2 separate regions of the Homo sapiens genome follow, and region 2 is linked to region 1. A link is a loop called in an ENCODE intact Hi-C map of the cell type or tissue named here. Cell type or tissue: chondrocyte. All regions are shown on one strand. Links, peaks and the distances in the headings refer to the core of each region. The heading gives the core; the rest is flanking DNA.

Region 1 (4,939 bases), core at 1,500-3,999:
AGTATTCCATTGTGTATATATGTTACATTTTCTTTATCCATTCACCTGTTGATGGACACTTAGGTTGTTTTCATATCTTGACTGTTGGGAATAATGTTGCCATGAACAGGAGGGCACAGCTATTCCTTTGACATATTTGTTTCAGTTCCTTTGGATATATATCCAGAAGTGGGATTAATGAGTTGTATGGTAATTCTATTTTAGTTTTTTGAGGAACCTCCATATCATTTTTCATAATGGCTTTACTAATTTGCATTCCCACCATCAATATATATGAGTTCCCTTTTCTCCACATCCTCTCCAACACTTGTTATCTTTCATCTTTTTGATAAAAGTCATTCTAACAGGTATGAAGTGATATCTCATTGTGGTTTTAATTTGCGTTTCCCTAATAATTAGTAACGCTGAGCAGTTTTTCATGTATTTATTGGTCATTTATATGACTTTTGAGAAATGTCTGTTCAGGTCCTTAGCCCATTTTTTAATTGGGTTAACTTATAAATAAACGTTTTGGAGCTCCACACATGTTAGGCATTATTGGATGATCAAGACATAGGATCTGCCTGCAGATTAACTATGGTACAGTATGGAATATGTGACAACTGCTACAAAAGAGCTGCATAGTTTATTGAGAAGGGATTAAGGGAAGTTAATGGAGAAAGTGGAATATGCACTAGAATGTAAAACAGTAGAGGTTTTAGAAAGTTAAAAATGAGGGGGCTGGGCATGGTGGCTCAAGCCTGTAATCCCAGCACTTTAGGAGGCCAAGGCGGGTGGATCAGAAGGTCAGGAGATCAAGATCATCCTGGCCAACATGGTGAAACCCTGCCTCTACTAAAAATAGAAAAATTAGCTGGGCTTGTTGGTGGGCGCCTGTAATCCCAGCTACTCAGGAGGCTGAAGCAGAAGAATCGCTTGAACCCGGGAGGCAGAGGTTGTAGTGAGCCAAGATTGTGCCACTGCATTCCAGCTTGGGCGACAGAGTGAGACACCATCTCAAAAAAAAAAAAGAAAGTTAAAAATGAGGGTAAGGTTTTCAGCTTCCACCCATGACGGAGTGACTGGTACCAGTCTAGTCCTCCTGATGTAAACAACTACAAAATGGACAACACATAAAATATCTGTTTCCAGCTACTGGAAAACATATAGCACAGAACCTTAATTCCTTAGAGAAGGGAAGTCCTACCATCACATTAGTTTTTCTGTCTTGACTCACTTTCCAGACCTGGAATCCAGGAGGGCCTAAGCTGAGGAGACAGAGATCAGAGTTTGGAGAGGCAGAGATTGTTTAAATTTGTAGGGCAGAAGAGGAGGGAGGTATAGTGAGAAAGAATTTCAGAAACCTATGTAGGAATCTCATGAGACTTTGGCTGAATATTACTAGGAGCTGTAAGTTAAGTAACCACTAGAACTCATACAGAATGGGAGATGTTAGAGCTCCAACCATTCAGGCTGGAGAGATCTCATTGAAAACTGGGGGTATGCAGCAGATATCTCAGAAAGGTCACACCTTAGGTATAGGTATAAATCAGTCGAAGAATAAAAGCTAATCTAGACCTATTCGAACAAAACTTAAAAACAAAGCTTGAAAAGATTAAACTGAACCTTAAGTATCTTAACTGTCTACTAGAACAAGGCCAAGTGGATCACAAGGTCAGGAGTTTGAGACCAGCCTGACCAATATGGTGAAACACCCTCTCTAGTAAAAATACAAAAATTAGCCGGGCGTGGTGGTGGGCGCCTGTAATCCCAGCTAGTCAGGAGGCTGAGGCAGGAGAATCGCTTGAACCTGGGAGGCGGAAGTTGCAGTGAGCCGAGATCGCGCCACTGCACTCCAGCCTGAGCGACAGAGGATCCATCTCAAAAAAAAAAAAAAAACAAAAAACAACAAAAAAAAAAACCCAAAATCCAGACACGCAACAACAGGATATCCATAATGTCCAGCCTCTAATAGAACGATTAGTAGAAATACAAAGAAGCAGATAAATGTGACCACTAACCAGAGAAAAATGATAAAAGACATGAGCAAGATGGCAGAATAAGAAATTCCAGACCCTCTTTCTTCCATGAGAACATGAACTTAACAATATATAAACCTGTTTGAAGAATCCAGAAATCAGTTAATAGGTTCTTGCCCCTCAGTCGAGTGCGAAGGCAACCCTATCAAAACTTAGCAGGAAAATTTATGACATTCACTCACCCTTCCCTCTGGCACGGCATGACATAATCTGAAGGATACCTCCAACTCTCCACTTCTTCCTGGGAAGGGAAAGGAGTGAAATGTGCACCCAACATTCTGACTTATGAAGATGCTGTTGAGGGAGCTGCCCAAATTTAAGCACTGACAGGAACAGTGCTCAGGTTGGGGCTGGTTAAGGACAAAGGTGATCAACGTGGTTTGTTCCAGCACCAGAATCTGCAGTACCACAGACAAACACTAGGTGGAACTCCAGTACCGCAGCTTTCTACAGCACCCGAGAAGCGGCAGCATTGCAGACAGACACAAGAGCTCCTGAGTAGAAGAAACTGGCAAACATCTTCATTTAGGTTGACTATGGTGAAGCAAATTTTCATATCCATCATCTCATGCAGTTACTCATGGTTTTTGTTTTTGTGGCAAGAGCAGCTAAAATATACTCATTTAGCTTGAATCCCGTATAGAGTACAATTTTATTACCTGTGATCCTCATGTTTTATGTACATTTGATCTCTAGATTCGTTCATCCTATATATCTGCCACTTTGCATTCTCTGACATACATCTCCTCATTTCCTCCTCACACCTGCTCCCGGTAACCAGCGTTTTGTTCTGTAATAAATGAACTTTAAATATAAATATAAACATGAGAATATGTCATGAAAATGATTATCATAAGAAAGTTGTACTTGTCAAGGTGATTAAAGTAAAACAACAACAACAACAACAAAGAAAGCTGTAGTGGTTGTATTAATGTAAGACAAAATAGAGTTCCAAACAAGAAATTTTCTAGGAATAAATAAGAATTTATATAATGATAACGAGTTAAATTCATCAAGAAGGTAGAACAATCTGAAATGTGTGTGGACTCAATAACAGAGCTTCAAAATGAAGTGAATGAGGGAAAAACTGATAGAGCTGAAATGACTACAGTTGGATATTTCAACGTTCTTCTCTCAAGCATTTATTCAACGAGTAGTCAGAAAATCAGTATGTATGTAGAAAACTTACAAAACACTATCAACCAACTTGATATGATTGACATTTATAGTACACTTCATGTATAACAGCAAGAAAGACTTTCTCACCAAAATAGACCATATGCTGGGCTATAAAACAAAACTCAATAAATTTCAAAGAATTAAGATAAAGCTGAATATTTTCTATTACCACAAGGGGAGTAAATTAGAAATAAACAACAATAAAATATCTAGAATTTAAGCAACATACTTTTATTTTATGATGATTTTTTTTTTTTGAGATGGAGGCTCGCTCTGCCACCAGGCTGGAGTGCAGTGATGCGATCTCGGCTCACTGCAACCTCTGCCTCCTGGGTTCAAGTGATTCTCTTGCCTCAGCCTCCCGAGTAGCTGGGACTACAGAGACACACCACCACACCCGGCTAATTTTTTGTATTTTAGTACAGACGGGGTTTCACCATGTTGGCCAGGCTGGTCTCAAATTCCTGACCTCATGAACCCGCCTCGGCCTCCCAAAGTGCTGGGATTATAGATGTGAGCTGGGATTATAGATGTGCGCCCAGCCTATTATTATGATTTTTTGAGAGACATAGTCTCACTCCGTTGCGCAGGCTGCAGTGCAGTGGTGTGATCATAGCTTACTGTAACCTCAAACTCCTGGACTCAAATAATCTTCCTGTTGCAGCCTCCTGAGTGGCTGGGACTAGAGGCATGTGCCACTATATCTGCTTAATTAAGTTTTTTTTTTTTTTGTAGAGACAAGGTCTTGCTATATTGCCCAGGCTGGTCTCAAACCCCTGGCCCCAAAAAATTCTCCTGCCTTGGCCTCCCAAAGTGCTGGGATTACAGGCATGAGCCATTGTGCCTCGCATGCAATGTGTGTTTAAATAACCCATGAGTAAAGGAAGAAATCACAAGGGAAATTAGAAAATATTTTGAACTAAATTATAATAATTACATATGAAAAATTGTGAAATGCTGCTAAATCAGTGCTTAGAAGAAACTTTATGTCTTTAAATGCTTATGTTAGAAAGATAAATATTTAAAACCAATAATTTAAGCTTCCACTTTAACAAGGTAGATCAGGAAAAGCAAGATGGACTCAGAGTAAATAGAACAGAGAAAATAACAAAGAATGGAAATCAATGAATATAAAGGAGAAAAACCAATAAAACAAAAATTAGTTTTTAAAAATTTGAAACAGGGTATTGTTCTGTCATTCAGGCTGGAGTGCAGTGATATGATCATGGCTCACTGCAGCCTCAACCTCTTGGGCTCAGGTGATCCTCCCATCTCAGCCTCCCAGGTAGCTGGAACTACAGGTATACACCACCATGCCTGGCTAATGTTTTAGATTTTTTGTAGAGTCAGGGTTTCACCATGTTGCCCAGGCTGGTCTTGGACTCCTAGGCTCAAGTGGTCTGGCCTTCCAAATTGCTGGGATTACAGGCAAAAAATTAGCTCTTTGAAAAAAATCAATAAAATTGATAAATTATCAGCTAAATTGACTTAAACCCAGACAAACACAAATTATCAATATCAATAAACAAAAGAAGAGGTATCACTACAAACCCTACAGATATTAAAAGAATTAAAAGGCAGTATTATGAACAACCTTATGCCAATACATTTGACAATTTAAATAAAATTTTTAAATTACTTGAAAGATGCTAATGACCAGAATGACATAAGAATTAATACAAATCTGAATAATCTTATATCTATAAAAGAAATTAAACTCATAATTGCTGTAGTTTGGTAGA
Region 2 (4,939 bases), core at 1,120-3,619, 420 kb after region 1:
CAAGCTGTAGTTTTACAATTCCAAACAAGGCACCCACAGGAGGTTAGGCTCCCACCCTCCCACAGAGACTGAGAGATAGGGGTGCTATCTTCCTTGATGATTACATTTCAAAGGGATGGCTCACAGGTCCTTGAGAAAGACATTCCCTAGGTCGTAAAACTGGCATAAGCTTCTAAGGAGATTTATACACATTTCAAAGGAGCAGAGAAGAATTTTGCAATCACAAGTTTTCTAAAGTAAACACTCAAAGAAAGGGGAGGTCAGGGCCCTAACATCCAGAAGAAACCTGTCTAAAGTTGTCAGGCTGAGGTGAATGTTAAGGCTCTTTTGGTCACCACTGAGAACAACAACAAAAAGGTCCCAATCTTTCCCCCTAGGGTCTCAGCTTCTTCTCTAGGTTTGAAAATTCCTATCTCAAAGAGGAAAAAGTGAAGGAAAGGAAGAAAGGGAAAGGAGAAGAAAGACTGCTTTTAAAAAGTTTTCTAAGAAATCATTTCTTAGCTTTACATTTGCCCAGCACTGACAGACGCTGAGATTATAAACAAGACAGTTCCAGCTTTTGAGAATCTCAGTCTAGTAGGGCAGGCAAGAACAAATAATGGTAATAGAAAGGGCAAGCGTTATAAAAGGCCTACACAAAGTACTTTGGAAGCACATATGATAACATACTTATTAAGCACTTATATTGTAAGAGCTTTCCATTTAATCGTCACATAACCTTATGAGGTACTAGTATTATCTCAATGTTGAGATGCAAAAACTGAGGCTCATAGAGGTCAAATACTCAAAATCCACAGCATTTACAATGGCATAGAGGCCTGCGCCTATAATCCCATACACTCAGGAGGCTGAGGCGGGAGGATTGCTTGACCCCAGCCTGCAGTAAGCTATGATCCCGCCACTGCACTCTAGCCTGGGCGACACAGCGAGATCCCATCTCTAAAAAAAAAAAATTAAACTAAAGAAAAATAATAGAACAGCATAGCTCCTGTTCCTAAGCCTGCACTCCTAAGAAGGTCCAGGACAGCGCAGGCTTTATACCAAGGAGGTGATACTGGCTGCGCCGTTAAAAATACGCTGGAGTTGTAACGTAGAAAATTGGGGCGGGGGTTCGATACCGGGGACGAGTGAAATTCCAGGCAAGAGGAATCGCCCGCTTCGTCGTAGAACTGGTGTTGTCAACATGGATGGCGGAAGGTGAGCTGGGGCCCGGAATGCTGGCAAAGCAGGCCGAGTGACCTAGAACTGCTTTTTCAAGGACGAGCACTGTCTCATTCAAGGCCCTGGGCTCCCGGAGGCCCGGGCGCCAGACGGGAACGGACGCGAACCGAGCTCGCACTAGAAGCCACGGCCCTGGCCGCGTCTCCCCTGCCGTAGCTTCGGCCCTGGTCCCTGGTCTCTGGAGGACACAAATTGCCCCCAGACTCTGCGAAAACCCATGAAAATGTAATTAACCAGAAACCACCCTGAAACTGCACGGCACTTCCCAGTCCCCTTTCATGTCCCAATGAAAGACACTTGTCGCTGGTGAGCACGCAACCAGGCTCTGAGGTTACCACGGCGCAGCCCAAAGACCGAAAATATGGGAAGGGTACCCAGGAATTGCCTCCCGCAGGGTTTGGCTGGGCCCTCGGCTCCCTCACACTGAAAGCTGAAGCTGTCGCCATATTTCCGAGGCCGGCTCCGCGACGCACTTGCAAACTACCCAAGAGGCTGTAGGGCCCCTGACCTAATTAGAACCTGGAGAGGAAATAGGCGTGGCCCGCGCTGACGGCCTGTGACGAATCAGCCTTCTTCGGCCTCTCGGACCGGGGCTGTGGCAGCCAATGAGCGCCCTCTCTTTGGCCGCCTCGCCCGCGCCGAATTGCGGGAACCTGACAACCTCTGGGGAACACGATCTATTCTGGGACACCAGTGCGGCTGCTCAGTCCCTCCAGCGGGAGATGCGGACCTTGAGGCTTAGGATCCCCTCCTAGCCGAGTGGAATGGTTGGGATACTGCGCCCTATTGGCGCAGAATGGGATGGGAGCGAAGCAAGGTTTGACGCAGACCTGAGCAGAGGTCTTTGCCAATCACATCCACCTCCATAGCTCCCAGCCTTGATCACGGATCCGAAGCCAAGTTCTTTCGCAGTGAAAGCCCCGACTCAGCGAATTGTATAATTGTTGAATCCGCTTCCCTCCGTTGAACAACAGTGTCCTTTGAGCTGCCTTACCTCCCCTTTCCAGGTATCCACTCCGTGAAACCTCCCATAAGCCCTACCCCTTTCTGGGCTTACTAGACTTTCTTTGAGTTCCCTTAATAATCTGTGCGTTTTTCTGTCACTGTACTCCTTTATTGTTTTAGAGTGTATTTACTTTCCTATCTTCTCCACTCGTCTGTGATTTATTTTGTAATTCTTTGCACAGTATCTGGCCAGAGGAGGTGCTGTAGTGCTATTTCCTCAATGAACTCTTAGGCAGAATCCTGATGTATTAACCAAATAAAAACAGAGCTGTTCTGATAGGAGTGGAGTGGGAATGTCCAGAGCCCTGAACCTTCACGGAAGCCCCCGAGACACCTATTATTAGTGACTTCCTCTGAAATATTCAGTTTAACATATAGAAATATGGTTTATCTAGGAGATGAAAAATATATTTAGATCCTCAAGGAGCACTTGGTTTGGGTCAGCCTTGAAGACCCAGCTGCATTCTCACTCTTGGGTTCTGTGAAATAACCTTACGCCCATATAACAAATGTTTTTGTTGTTGTTGTTTGGCTTAAAGCTGTCTGAAATGGGTTTCTGTTTCTTGCAACTGAAGAGTCTTAGCTGAAGAGGCTTAACTAGGGCAACGATGCTTCAGTGTGGTTATGAGGATTAAATAACATAAAGTATTTCAAGCACTTCAGTTAGCACCTCCAGAAATGTTTCTCCCCTCTTCCAACTGTTAACAGTATCGCATGTACCGAGACCATCAGACTTACCTGTGTTTTGTACATGCTCAAAATAAGAGCCCATTTTGCGGTCAGTTTTCTTTTCTTTTTATTTATTTATGTATTTATGTATTTATTTATTTTTTGAGTCGGAGACGGAGTTTCGCTCTTGTTGCCCAGGCTGGAGTGCAATGGTAAGATCTCGGCTCACCACAACCTCCGCGTCCCTGGTTCAAGAGATTCTCCTGCCTCAGCCTCCCAAGTAGCTGGGATTACAGGCATGCGTCACCACTCCCGGCTAATTTTGTATTTTTAGTAGAGACGGGGTTTCTCCATGTTGGTCAGGGTGGTCTCGAACTCCCGACCTCAGATTATCCGCCCCCCCCCCAACCCCGGCCTCCCAAAGTGCTGGGATTACAGGCGTGAGCCACCTCGCCCAGCCAGTTTTCTTTTTTGCAAGTTTTTCCTCATTCCATCTTTCAGGTGGTGTTATGATTTATGTTTTTTTTTTTGCTATGTTTTAAAGTTTTGTTTGTTCCTGAAAGGATTGAGTTAGTCATACTCCTCAGTTCATGGCATACTATCATCAGACCATGACAGTGAGGCCCTCTTGTTTTATTTATTTATTTATTTATTTATACCCTTCAAGTCCCATTTTCTCACTACAATAGGCAATTTTCTAATGTGCTTAATGTGGATATTTCCATTTATGTGTTTTCTAAACATAGTTATTATTTCGTGAGCATGCATTATTAAATGTACTTCAAACCTACTGAGATATTTGTCTCATTACTTATATTTGTTTAACCTAAGCACTGTTTTTTGGCTCCATCCACGTTGCCAGATGTTAATATTTAATCTGTTACTTCACATTGATGCCTAATAGTCCGCGGTATGCATCTGTCCACTCTTCCATTGATGAGCTCCCATGCTGCTTCCAACTCCATGCTACTACAAATAACCCTGCATTGAATCCCCTTGTGAACTTGTAAATAATTTGTTTTATGTTACTTAGGGGAGGAATTGCTGCTGGGCTACTGGGTATAAATCTGTTTAATGTGTCCGAGTAATGCCATATCGCTTTCCAAAAGTGGTGGAACCAATCTTGCAGCAGTGCAAGATTCTGTATTTCCACGTCTGACAACACTTGCAATTTTTCTTTTTCTTTTCTTTTCTTTTTTTTTTTTCTTTTTGAGGCAGAGTCTCACTCTGCTGTCTAGGCTGGGGTGCAGTGGTGTAATTATGGCTCACTGCAGCCTCCCAGGCTCAACCGATCCTCCTGCTTCAACCTCCTGAGTAGCTGGGACTATAGGCACATGCCACCATGCCCAACTAATTTTTTAATTTTTTTGTAGAAATAGGATCCCACTGTGTTGCCCAGGCTGGTCTCAAACTCCTGGGGTCAAGTAGTTCTCCTGCTTTGGCCTCCCAAAGTGCTGGGATTACAAGCATGAGCCACTGCACCCAGCCAACATGTGCTATTTTCTAGATTTCTAATCACTGGTTTGATAGGAATAAAGTGATATCTCATTATTTGTTTAATTTGCATTTGATTACTAATGTAAATTTCCATATATTTATTAGCTTTCTCCTCTGCAATTAATTGCCTGTTCATATTCTTTGCTTCTTTTTTTTAAATTGGGTTGCTTTTTCCTGTTCATTTGCAGGCGTTCCTTACATATTTTAGGGTGATATTACACTGTTGTCAGTTTTAGACAAAGCAAATATATTCTCCATTCTGCCATCTGCCCGTTAACTTCGTTAATGATGCCCTTTATGGAACAGAAATCCTTAATTTTTTAATAATGAAGCTCCCCAGCTTTTGCTTTATGACTTGCGCTTTTAAAACGTTGAAATATGGGTACCACTTTCTTAGTTGTGCTTATTCTCTGCCAGATATCTCCAAATCTGAATTCACTGGTGAGGTCTCTAGGCATTCCATTCACTCCTCTTCACTGAATTCCAAAGTCACTGTTCTGACTGAATTTAACCCTCTTTGAACCTTTTCCCTCATACAGTCTCAAGC

The links. Hi-C counts contacts between places; a loop is a spot of excess contacts. Peaks named below come from ENCODE experiments on the same cell type or tissue, not always from the same donor. Only the 100,000 strongest peaks of a DNase experiment are listed, where the experiment ranks them.
Region 2: a loop joins it to region 1, with 5 times the contacts of the local background. A loop is called at or near these places in 32 of 110 quality-filtered maps.

What each region holds. Positions count from the first base shown.
Region 1 is chr12:48,616,140-48,621,078 of GRCh38, reverse strand. No RefSeq gene overlaps it. Among named protein-coding and RNA genes, the nearest start is that of SNORA2C, 36 kb to the left of the region's middle. In chondrocyte, for the core only: CTCF peaks have their summits at 2,227 and 2,440 (motif pointing right); no DNase peak of the experiment used is centred there.
Region 2 is chr12:48,195,125-48,200,063 of GRCh38, reverse strand. It overlaps LOC102725258 (a long non-coding RNA gene), which reads right to left and starts at 1,703. Exons shown (of 3, transcript XR_001749122.3): 1 at 1,644-1,703. In chondrocyte, for the core only: CTCF peaks have their summits at 1,963, 2,168 and 2,370; a DNase peak (open chromatin) is centred at 1,783.